Regions from separate parts of the Homo sapiens genome. Here region 1 is linked to region 2. The links are chromatin loops, found by intact Hi-C in ENCODE. Cell type or tissue: PC-9. All regions are shown on one strand. Links, peaks and the distances in the headings refer to the core of each region. The heading gives the core; the rest is flanking DNA. Region 1 overlaps BCL9L (BCL9 like). Region 2 holds the start of DPAGT1 (dolichyl-phosphate N-acetylglucosaminephosphotransferase 1).

Region 1 (5,369 bases), core at 324-5,323, 190 kb before region 2:
CTCCTCCTTGCACAGGGGGCAGGCCAAAGAAATATATTTTTTAACAGTAAGTTTAAATCAATGTCACAGACTAAAAAAATCCATTTGAAAAACAGAGAGCCGGGAGCGGTGTCTCACGCCTGTAATCCCAGCAGTTTGGGCGGTAGAGGCGGGCGGATCACCTGAGGTCATGAGTTCAAGACCAGCCTGGCCAACATGGTGAAACCCCGTCTCTACTAAAAATACAAAAATTAACTGGGCATGGTGGCGCATGGCTGTAATCCCGCTACTCAGGAGGCTGAGACATGAGAATTGCTTGAACTTAGGAGGTGGAAGTTGCAGTGAGCCGAGATCACACCATTGCACTCTAGCCAGGGCGACAGAGCGAGACTGTCTCAAAAAAATAAATAAATAAATAAAAATAAGAAAGAAAAAACAGTTAGAAAAAGCTGACATACTGGAAACACTCTCAAGACAGACCAGCTGCCCTCAGCACCAAGGGAAGTTTTGTTCCATGGTTAGACACTTGACTGTAAGTCTTAGCGTAGAAAAAAATCTACAACGGGTCTAGGTGAGTGGGTAGACCCATTCGCATGCCAAGAAAAGCAAGTCACAGTTCCTGGCCCGCAGACAGTAAGTACCAGCATTCTCAGTTAATGGGAGACAGATTGCCTGAAGTTGTCTCCATCCAGCCAGGGCAGTGACCACCTTCCCATGGGCCCAGTGTCAGGCTGCCCTCTTTGGAAAAAGTTTCTTCTGCACCTTCTTCTCTGATGGACCCACCCCAAAACGGCCCTGCTCTGGACCCTATCTATCCAATTTTACATAGAAGAGCAGAGCCAGAAATTTGCGGGGGAGCTTGAGAGCTGACCTCAATGTGTGAAGGCTGCTGAGTAGCTCTTGGATACGAGCTATGGGGAGACAGGCAGGGCTTAGTCCAACAAGGAACTTTCTAGTACAATAACAATGATAAAAGCTAACATGTTACATGTATAACCTCATTTACTCCTCATACCAACCCTATGAGATAAATAATACTTTTACAGATGAGGAAACTGAGGCCCTTTCCCAAATTTACAGAAATAACCTGGGTTGCAAACGAAGGCAGCCTGATGGCAGAACTAGTCCTGTCAATGTCTACGTTCTATCGCCCCTCCAGTAAGAACTCTTCAAGAATCTAAGGGCAGGCCGGGCACGGTGGCTTATGCCTGTAATCCTAACACTTTGGGAGGCCGAGGCGGGCGGATCACTTGAGGGCAGGAGTTCAAGACCAGCCTGGCCATAATGGTGAAACTCCATCTCTACTAAAAATACAAAAATTAGCCAGGCGTGGTGACGCATGCCTGTAATCCCAGCTACTTGGGAGGCTGAAGCAGGAGAATTACTTGAACCCAGGAGGTGGAGGTTGCAGTGAGCCGAGATTGTGCCACTGCACTCCAGCCTGGGCAACAGAGTGAGTGAGACTCTGTCTCAAAAAAAAAAAAAAAAAAAAAGAATCAGGCCGGGTGGCTCACGCCTGTAATCCCAGCACTTTGGGGGGCTGAGGCAGGTGTATCACCTGAGGTCAGGAGTTCAGGACCGGTCTGGCCAACATGCTAAAACTCCACCTCTGCTAAAAATACAAAAATTAGCCAGGCGTGGTGGCAGGTGCCTGTAATCCCAGCTACTCGGGAGGCTGAGGCAGGAAAATCGCTTGAACTCAGGAGGCAGAGGTTGCAGTAAGCCGAGTTCGTGCCATTGCACTCCAGCCTGGGCAACAAGAGTGAAACTCCGATTCAAAAATAAATAAATAAATAAATAAATAAAAGAATCTAAGGGTAGTACGACTAAAATAGTCGCCTTGAGTATGGGATGTTAGCAATTTCTACTTTGTATTTCCCTATGTTTGCCAGGCACAGTGGCTCACTCCTGTAATTCCAGCACTTTGGGAGGCCAAGGCATGAGGATCGCTTGAGACCAGGAGTTCAAGATCAGCCTGGGCAACATGGCAAGACTGTCTCTACAAAAATTAGCCAGGTGTGATACATGCCTGAGCCCCAGCTACTTGGGAGTCTGAGATGGGAGGATCACTTGAGCTCAGGAGTTTGAGGTTGCAGTGAGCTGTGATCACACCACTGCACTCCAGCCTGGGTGTCAGAGAGAGACCCTGTCTCTAAACAATAAATAAATAAAACTCACAAAGTTTCTACAATGGTGCAGTCTGATGTGACATAAGTGAACTGGAGGTGGTGGCTATGGGGGGAGGTGTCTGGTCTGGGAAGCAGTAAAGGCTTCTATCATCAAAGGGTTCAGCCAGAGGCTTGGCGACCACCAGGTTAGTCCCACGGGGGAGAGAGAACTGATACAGGATGGTCTGTGAGGTTCCAGCTAGCTGTAGAGGTTTGGTATTTGACCCTCTACACCCCTGTCACAGACATAGTCTGCTCACTCCATAACATTTGCTGACTCTCTCTCCTCCTCTGTAATTGGCATCATGATAACACTGACCTCACAGGGCTGTTGTAAGGATTAAATAAAACAGAGTAGCAAAGTAGCCAATGTACTCTTTTCTTTCTTCTTTCTATGGTCCCTGCCTTCAAGGAGTTCACAATTTAATAGTCTCTGGCTAGTTTCTTTTTCTTCTTTCTTTACTTCTTTCCTTTCTTTCTCTCTCTCTCTCTTTTTAGAGATGGGGTCTCCCTATGTTGGCCAGGCTGTTCTTGAACTCCTGGGCTCAAGCAATTCTCCGGTTTCAGCTCCCCAAATTCTGGGGATTACAGGTGACAGCCACCACACCCAGCCTCTCTGGCTAGTTTCTTATGTCTCTCTCCTCAAAAAGATGTAAACGTAAACTTTGAGGGAAAAAAAATATGTACAAGCTTCCCAGGGGCAGGGGTTACATCTGGCTCTCCCCCATCACTCATGGAAGGACAAGATATAGGCGAATCCATAAAAGAATCAGAGGAGGAGTGGGCATCCCTCCACACCCACTTCTTGTCCTGGTGACACACCCTGGGTACTTGCCAGGAGTCAATTAGAGGTTAGGGAAGGGCACTAGAGACACGGCCAAGTGGCAACTCACACCCAGGCTTAGCAGGGCTTTGCACAGCAGAGCCAACTGCCCGGCTCCCAGTGTCCCTGGACGCTTCACCGCCCTCCCTCCACTAACCAGTAGGTGGCAGCATAGGCCAGGAATTCACAGGTAGAGGTGCAGGTGACGTGACCAAGAAGGAGGCCACTCCACTCTGCCCCACCTAGGGTCCCTAGGGAGAGGGGGTCACTGAGCACCTGGAAGGCAGAGGCGAGGCAGTTGCAGTGTAGGGAGGGACAGAGTCTGAGAGGTAGGATGGGAGAGAAAAATCCAGGACTCCCAGTCCTCACTTCTTTCCCAGGCTCAGTCCTCTCAAGTCCATCCCCCAGGAACATCACGGGCTACAGCACCCTGGCATCGACAGGCACTCACTGTGGGTGGCCCCAATGGGCTTGTCGTCCTCCTCACTGTCCGGTCCAGAGCACCATTCGTCCCCACTGTACGGCTGCTTCCGCTCCAGCACACAGCGCCGCTTACTCCGCGGCGCCACCTCTGCCCAGGCAGGACGGAGGAAAGAGTGAGTGCCTAGAGGCCCCATTATTCTCCCACACCCAGGGTCCCTCCCAGATCCATTCTCTAAGATGCCCCACCCTAGAGGGCACTGCCCAGGCCATGGTGGGCACTTCGCCAGCCCGTGGCCCCCACCACGCCACCATTTGTTTCTGATTTCTCTCTATAGCCCCATGCCTGTCTCCCCTCCCCCCCAACACCAAGTACAGCATAATCCCCAACCACAACTGGTTCTAATTAGGGCTGGAGGGGAGGGGGAGCTGCTGCTACTCTTCCAGGCCCCAGTGCCTGCTCCCAAAGGGCTCCCACCAGCCGGGATACGGAGGCTCCTGGAAGTGTGTGGGTCTGGGGTCTGCTCCTCACTCCATGGCACCTCCCTCTCCCCTTCTGGAGCTCTGGTGGGAAAGCAGGAGGGGAAGGAGTCCAGAAGTCCGACCACTCTGTGTGGCCCCTCCATGGGTGGCATCATGGCCAACCCCAATCCCGAATGATCTGGTTGGTGGGTGTTGAAAGGTACCCATGCAGAAATACTGGAGAAGAACGTGGGATGAGGACTGGACAAGCAGGGAGCAGAGAGGTGATCTCCCAGAACATCTGAGCCTTGGACTATGGGAGATGCTAGGGTCTTAGGGATGAGGAAATGGGGTACCTTTGGCCTCTGAATCCAGGGATGGGGTCCCAGCCTCTCGCTGCTCTCCAGAGTCCACAGACACACTCCGGTCCCTCTTCACCTTGCCCTTGAGCGAGCTGAAAGGGGGCACCCCTGCCTGGGGGTTCTTCAGACTTGAGTTGCTAGGCGAGATCTGGTTGGCCTTGGCCCCATGGTTCCCCGCCCCCACGCCCTTCGAGCCCACGTTGCAGGTGGGTCCTTGGTTCACATTCTGGTGCTGAGATTGGGCCCCGCCATTCCCTGTCTTGCCATGATTGGTCAATTTATTTTCTGGGTGCATTGGCTTGGCTGGGGCAGGGGGGCAATGACCGCGGGGGGACAGCGGCGGGCTCCCTGGAGCTTCTCTCCTCCTGGGGTGGGGTAACCTGGGAGGAGGTGGGAGAAATGTGAAAAGTTAACCTTGCTAGGGGCTAGGCATGCCTGCAACTTAATTACCCCATCCTGCCTCCCCTAACAATGGGGGAGGGTGGGGGGAAGGGGTGGTATCTCAAGACCACCACCAGCTATTCTCTACCTCCCTCCATGGCTTCCTCAGACAAGGGCTGAAGCCCTCATCCACCTTGGGGAGTGGAGATGGGGAAACCCTCCACCCCCTAGCCTCCACAATTTGAATGGAAACCAGGGCCTAGAGTTGGCAGAATTCACCCACCTCAGCCCCAAAACACCCATCAGCCTGCAAGCTTCTGTGGCAACCCTGTCCTCTGTATCAGACTTAAGCATCCTCTCTTCTAAGATCTGCTGTCTTCAGACTCCTTCCAAGGTCTCAAACCTCAACTCCCATATGTCCCAACACCAGCAGAGAAGGGCCACAGGACCTGGGGTCACTGCACATGCCCGGGTCTCATTCCCCAGGGACAGTGGGAAAACGCACACCAGGGAGTGCTACCCACTGGTCCAGACAGCTGGAGGGGAAGGCCTGAGGAGGGGGGCTTGGCAGGCCAGGCCGGCAGGCAGAAGCAGGAGGAAAGGGGGAGGGGAGCGGTGTGTCAAGCAGATGGGGAGTGTAGCTTGAAGCCAAGGATTCCTGCAGCCTAGGCTGCGGGCCCTTTAAGCTCCAGCCCGCTCCCCCCGCCGCCTCCCCCTCCCCGGAGACCTATTAATAGCCGCTGGAAAGATCACATCACGGGAGAGGATATTTAT
Region 2 (5,369 bases), core at 95-5,094:
TAGGTTCCCCATTCCTCAAGGTCAGGATGGCAGCCTAGGGCCTTACCTCCTTGTTACCCTGTTACCTTTAAAATAAAGGTGCCCAAGAAAGAGAGGCTCTTGGTCTTGAACTTGGAATAGCTCATCTCCAGTTTGCCTGTCTTGATATTGAGTCTGCGGGGGGAAGATAGCTTCATGTGACTGGGCCACTATTTGAACCCTCCTCCCTGTGGCTAATAGGAAGAGCATTGAATGTGGAGTCAACCTGAGATCTATTTCTGGCTCTGCTGCTTACTGTTATCAGAACCACTGTAGCAGATTATGCAAATAAATGTGCTTTGTAAGTTATAAAGGGCTACTCACATGGAAATAGCCCTTCTTTGGGCCCACTCCCTTTGCACAGCAAATGTATAGGCTGGCATTAGATATCCCAAGTGAAAAGGCTATGATGTCCATTTCAAGCCAAAAAGCGGCTACCTGGGTATGCGGTGGCGAGGGCAGGGGATGATATGCAGGAGCTGAGGCAGTGAGTAGAGGAAGTTGAACACCTGGGGCATGAAGAATAGTAGCATGGTCTTGCTGAAGTGTCCCAAGATGCCCACCACGGCAAAGGTCATGCCAGCAAAGTAACAGAAGGTATCTCCCACAAACACCCGTGATGGGTACCTGTGTGGGGGAAGAGGATCCGAGCCAGTGGCAAGAGGCATTACCAATCCCTTCTCTCACATCACACCCTATGGGCACTGGACTAGCCCTGACCCTAGTTCTGACTCAGAGGAGACTCCAGTTGTGCAGCAACTCTGCAGGATCCAAGGCCCTGAATTCATCTATTCCTGGGGCCTCCACGCACTCATCCCTAACTACTACTGGGTAGAGAGAAATTTCAGAATACGACCAACTGAAGACGCAGAAAACTCCATAGAGGTATGCGCAGGTTTAGCTTCACCACCACAAGGTGGGTTATGATAAGGGCCATCTTTGCCATGTGTTCAGGTAGTTGTCCCCTTATCCACAGGCCTACTTACCAGTTGTGGTAGAGCAATCCCAAAGTGGTGAAAAAAAAGGGTATCATGAAGTAGAGGGAAAAGACATGATCATCCCGACAATCACCTTTGGAAGCAAGGAAGAAAGAAGGAAAAGTTAATACCCACTTCCTCTGCAAACCTTGGTCCTATTTTTGTCTAAGTTCTGTTTACAGCTGTTATCATCCACCTCACCCAAGTCACTTTTAAGAACTCAATACTCCTTTTATGTCACCCAAGGCAATTCCCAATATTCCACCTCTTTCGTGCAGCCTTCCAAACTAGTTACTATCTTAAATTTGGTTTAGCCCATTCTGATGTAAGTTTGGATACCAACTTTACTTCTTAGCTTTGTGACCTTGATCTTGATCATGACACATTTAACTTCTCTAAGCCTGTTTTCTCATCTGTAAAACAGGGCTGATTATAACATCTGCCACATAAAACCATTACAAGATTTAAATAAGATAGTGTTTAAAAAGTACTTAGCTTTAATAAACACTTGTTGATGTTCATCAGCCAAAGACCATCAGAAACACATCTATAGTTCAAAGCTAGGTTTAATGACTTGTTGTAAAAAGGGAGACTTCAGAAACCACACACCATTGGGAACCACGGAATGTCTCAGTAAGAGGGTGTTAGGAGGGGCTTGTAGTAGCGTTTGTTTTGGGTATTTTGGGAGAGGGTGAAAGAAAGTAGTTTTGCTCTGGACTGGGTGCTGTTAGAAAGCAGGAGTAATTCATGGCCGGGTGCGGTGACTCACGCCTGTAATCCCAGCACTTTGGGAGGCTGAAGCAGGCAGATCACCTGAGGTCAGGAGTTCGAGACCAGCCTGACCAACATGGAGAAACCCCGTCTCTACTAGAAATACAAAATTAGCTGGGCGTGGTGGCACATGCCTGTAATCCCAGCTACTAGGGAGGCTGAGGCAGGAGAATCGCTTGAACCTGGGAGGCGGAGGTTGCGGTGAGCCGAGATCGCACCATTGTACTCCAGCCTGGGCAAGAACAAAACTCCGTCTCAAAAAAAAAAAAAAAAAAAGAAAAGAAAAGAAAGCAAGAGTAATTCTATGATCAAGCATTTTAATGTTTATTTAAGAAATGGTAGGAACTGGCTGGGCACAGTGGCTCAAGAGTGTAATCCCAGCACTTTGGGAGGCCTGGCAGATCACTTGAGCCCAGGAGTTCAAGACCAGCCTAGGCAACATGGTGAAACCCTGTCTCTACAAAAAATACAAAAATTTGCCAGGTGTGGTGGCACATGCCTGTAGCCCCAGCTACTTGGGAGGCTGGGGCAGGAGGATCGTTTGAGTCAGAGGATGCAGTGAGCTAAGATCGCGCCACTGCTCTCCAGCCTGCATGACAGAGGGAGACCCTGTCTCAAAAAAAAAAAAAAAAAAAAAAAAAAGAAGTGGTAGGAACTGAGTTGTTATTGGAGAGCAGCAGCAGTCGCTCATGTTAGCCGAGAGAGGGGATCTTGGCCATTTTGTGGGTTGCTCAGTGTTCTTGTGGTTTTGCCTGTGCTCAAACATGATTACAGAGGGAGGGGTCTAGTTTTAGTCTTGCTCCATCACGGTCACAGAATGACCCTGTGTAACGTTGGGGTTCTGTGAAACTGTTTATATTCAATGGGAGAAGATCATGGCCTAGCTATTAGTGCCAATCCAGCTATAAATGACAGGGCTACTATTTTTCTTTCTCACTTTTAATAAATCTGCATTGTTATTTGCAAAGTAAGTAGCTTCCCTTATCTTCTATAATTACTATGCATATTGCTTTTTTCCCCTGAATTTCCCAAAGTCATATATCAGGCCACACCTTTAACACTCAGACTTCTCTCTCCCCACCCCCAATCCCACCTACCTTCCAACTCTACCAGGTTGAAGACAATGATGGAAGCAGAAATGACTAGTGACTGGCCAGCCTCTAGGCCGTTAATTCCTGCTAGGATATTGATGGCATTGGTACAGAACACTGCCAGCAGCCCCATGTAGACATAGTACAGGATTCCTGCGGGGAGAGATGGTAGGAAAAGAAGTAGTGCCACCTAGGGGAGGAGGATTTAAGAATTTTTAGAAAAGTGGTGAGGACGGACGATAGGATGAAGGGCTACCAGAAAGGATCTGGGAAGACACAGAGACAAAAAAGGAACACTTGGAGGAGAATGTGGAGCACCAGGAAGGGTTCCCTGAAGTAGGTGCCATAGGGGCAGCAGTGGTAGGACTACCTACCCAAGTCCAGATGCAGGCCAAGTATCGGGCGGAAGGGCTTGGGCACCACAATGGTCGTGTTGCCAAAGTTGGTGAAATAGACCATGAGGAGAGGTAGTGAGGCAGCTGTAGGTAGCAGCAGCTTATGGCGCCAGCGCAGATTCAGTACATCATCCGCAAAGCCCAGGAAGATCATGCAGCAGATGGCAAGGAGGGCACCTATCAGGGCCACAAACTGGGGGAGGCTCGGGCAGGTCCATGACTCAAGCCTGCTCCCATTCCACCTTTTAAGAATTCCTGTCTTTTCTGATAATTTCTTAGCCCCTCCCCACAAGCCCAAATAACCCCAGTTCTCTCAGGTACCTCCCAGGTCCCAGCCACAGGCAATCACCCCCACGAACCCACTTACTTCATGGTGGGGGAATGCCTTACACTGCTCCTTCACAAAGCAGTTCAGGAAGGGGAAAGGGATGAAGCAGAAGAGGATGATAAGGAAAACAGCACCGCTGATCACTCCCTGGGATTCTGGGCTGTGGCCCAGCAGCAAGGGGGCGAGGGGGAAGAGGAAAGGGGGCGTGGTCACTCACTAGTGCAGGTGTTACAGTAACCCAAAGTGGTCTTCTCATTCCCGGTTTTTTATTCTGGTAAGTGGTGAGGGGGGCGGAGGGAGGAAAGCACCACTGCCAGAGTCCCAGATATACCCAAGGGTCCCTACCCATCCTTTCCCCAATGCGAGTAAGTTCTGCTCATCACCTCTCCGAGTTCCAGGCTGCCTGGGTTAGTTCTGAGTCTTCACGTGTGGTCAAGCACCCCGGTTCCCGCCCCTGCCCTAGCCACTCCTTCCTTAGCCCTTGCCCCCTGCCCGGACCCGTGTGCCGCTGCTCACATCTGCTGTCGGCTGGTTTTGTTGAGGTCCTGACCACAGAGGCGCGCAGCAATGAAGTGGCCCCGGAAGGCCGGGATGAGGGTGACTGTGGCCACAAATCCCAGCAGCGAGACGATCAAATTGATCAGCAGCGGCATGGGCAATTCCGAGAAGGCCCACATGGTGACCGGTCAGGGGCCCGGCTCCGCCGCCTCTTCAGGTAACGGGCAAGCTGAGCAGCAGTCCTGAGGCCTCAGCAGTATGGAGTGGCCGCTCCCCACAGGCAGGCTCTTCCCACACCAATCTGAGCAAAACCCAGCAACTCTGACTTGAGCCGCCGTCGGGACACCGGGGAACCTCTCTAAGGCAACCTATGTTCTGCCCCGCTGCACCCGCCTATCTACTGTTTCCGCCCGGATCTTGTTCGCTGAACAACCATTACTGCGGAAGGCGGCGGCCGCCATTTTTAATATGGGCATTAGAGGGTGGGGATGGAAGTGGAAGAGAAGTGTGATTCCAAATTTCATCCTATGTTCAAGAGTAGAATCACCGAGAGAGTACTGGAAACGCAATTAAAGAAAGGCAGCCAAGAACGGATACTTCCCTAACATTATGTTAAAGATGTACTACCCAGAGCGGAAATGCCAATTGCCCGGTTCCAAGATGAATGCCTCCTTGTACCACGTGTCTGACACCGCTCACATTCCGGTTCCACGTCAGTTTTAGCTCCGTCCGCCTCCATAGGTCAAGCTTAAAGGGCCCGTACCTCTCCCTTAATCTGGGATGCCTCCGGCTCCAGGAAGATGGCTATTGAAAGGCAGGGGGTGGGGAGGAGGGACGAGGGTGTGGAGACGCGCCTGTTTCTTGCAGGAAACCTGTTGCCAACATAGTCGGAAGCCAAGGTAAACACAACTCAGTTCCCGGAAACAAAGCTACGATTTGGAAGGATGGTGTAAATTCTAAAGCGTAGATCCTTGAAAAGCCCCTCCCACTCTGTTTTTCTTGTCCTCGATTCTGGTATTTTTTTCTCAGCATCCCACCCACCTTCTGCCCCAGCTGTAGCAGTTAGTTGCCCGGCAACCCAGCGCAGCACTTCACTGAGGGATTGGGAGTACCCTCAGGTCTTGGATTTAACTCGAGACTTCAGCTTGGCCGTGGATCACTGCATTGTACCTAGCTCCCACAAGGAGGAGATGGAGATTTCCAGGCTGAGGCTCTGGAAAGAGCTGAGGAGGGAGAGGAATCAGACCCACAACTGATTTCCTGTGAGTCTGAGGAACTCCCAGTCAGGTTT

The links. A loop is a pair of places that touch in the nucleus more often than their neighbours do. Peaks named below come from ENCODE experiments on the same cell type or tissue, not always from the same donor. Only the 100,000 strongest peaks of a DNase experiment are listed, where the experiment ranks them.
Region 1: it touches region 2 in a loop (5-fold over the local background); 5 of 110 quality-filtered maps call a loop at or near these places.

Annotation. Positions count from the first base shown.
Region 1 is chr11:118,904,062-118,909,430 of GRCh38, forward strand. It overlaps BCL9L (BCL9 like), which reads right to left. Exons shown (of 10, transcript NM_001378213.1): 4 at 4,209-4,594; 5 at 3,422-3,541. Among named protein-coding and RNA genes, the nearest start is that of MIR4492, 4.0 kb to the right of the region's middle. RefSeq lists enhancers at 3,402-3,471, 5,200-5,369. In PC-9, for the core only: CTCF peaks have their summits at 3,138 (motif pointing right) and 3,337; a DNase peak (open chromatin) is centred at 3,150; H3K4me3 peaks cover 601 bases; H3K27ac peaks cover 1,640 bases.
Region 2 is chr11:119,097,399-119,102,767 of GRCh38, forward strand. DPAGT1 (dolichyl-phosphate N-acetylglucosaminephosphotransferase 1) reads right to left here and starts at 4,455. Exons shown (of 9, transcript NM_001382.4): 1 at 4,097-4,455; 2 at 3,620-3,740; 3 at 3,232-3,445; 4 at 2,864-3,010; 5 at 1,005-1,089; 6 at 457-645; 7 at 66-153. The coding sequence starts at 4,257. It also overlaps a transcript of C2CD2L not described here. RefSeq lists enhancers at 3,583-4,296, 4,108-5,307, 4,490-4,799, 5,011-5,369. In PC-9, for the core only: CTCF peaks have their summits at 3,043 (motif pointing left) and 3,244; DNase peaks (open chromatin) are centred at 3,033, 4,113, 4,503 and 4,883; H3K4me3 peaks cover 2,396 bases; H3K27ac peaks cover 1,451 bases.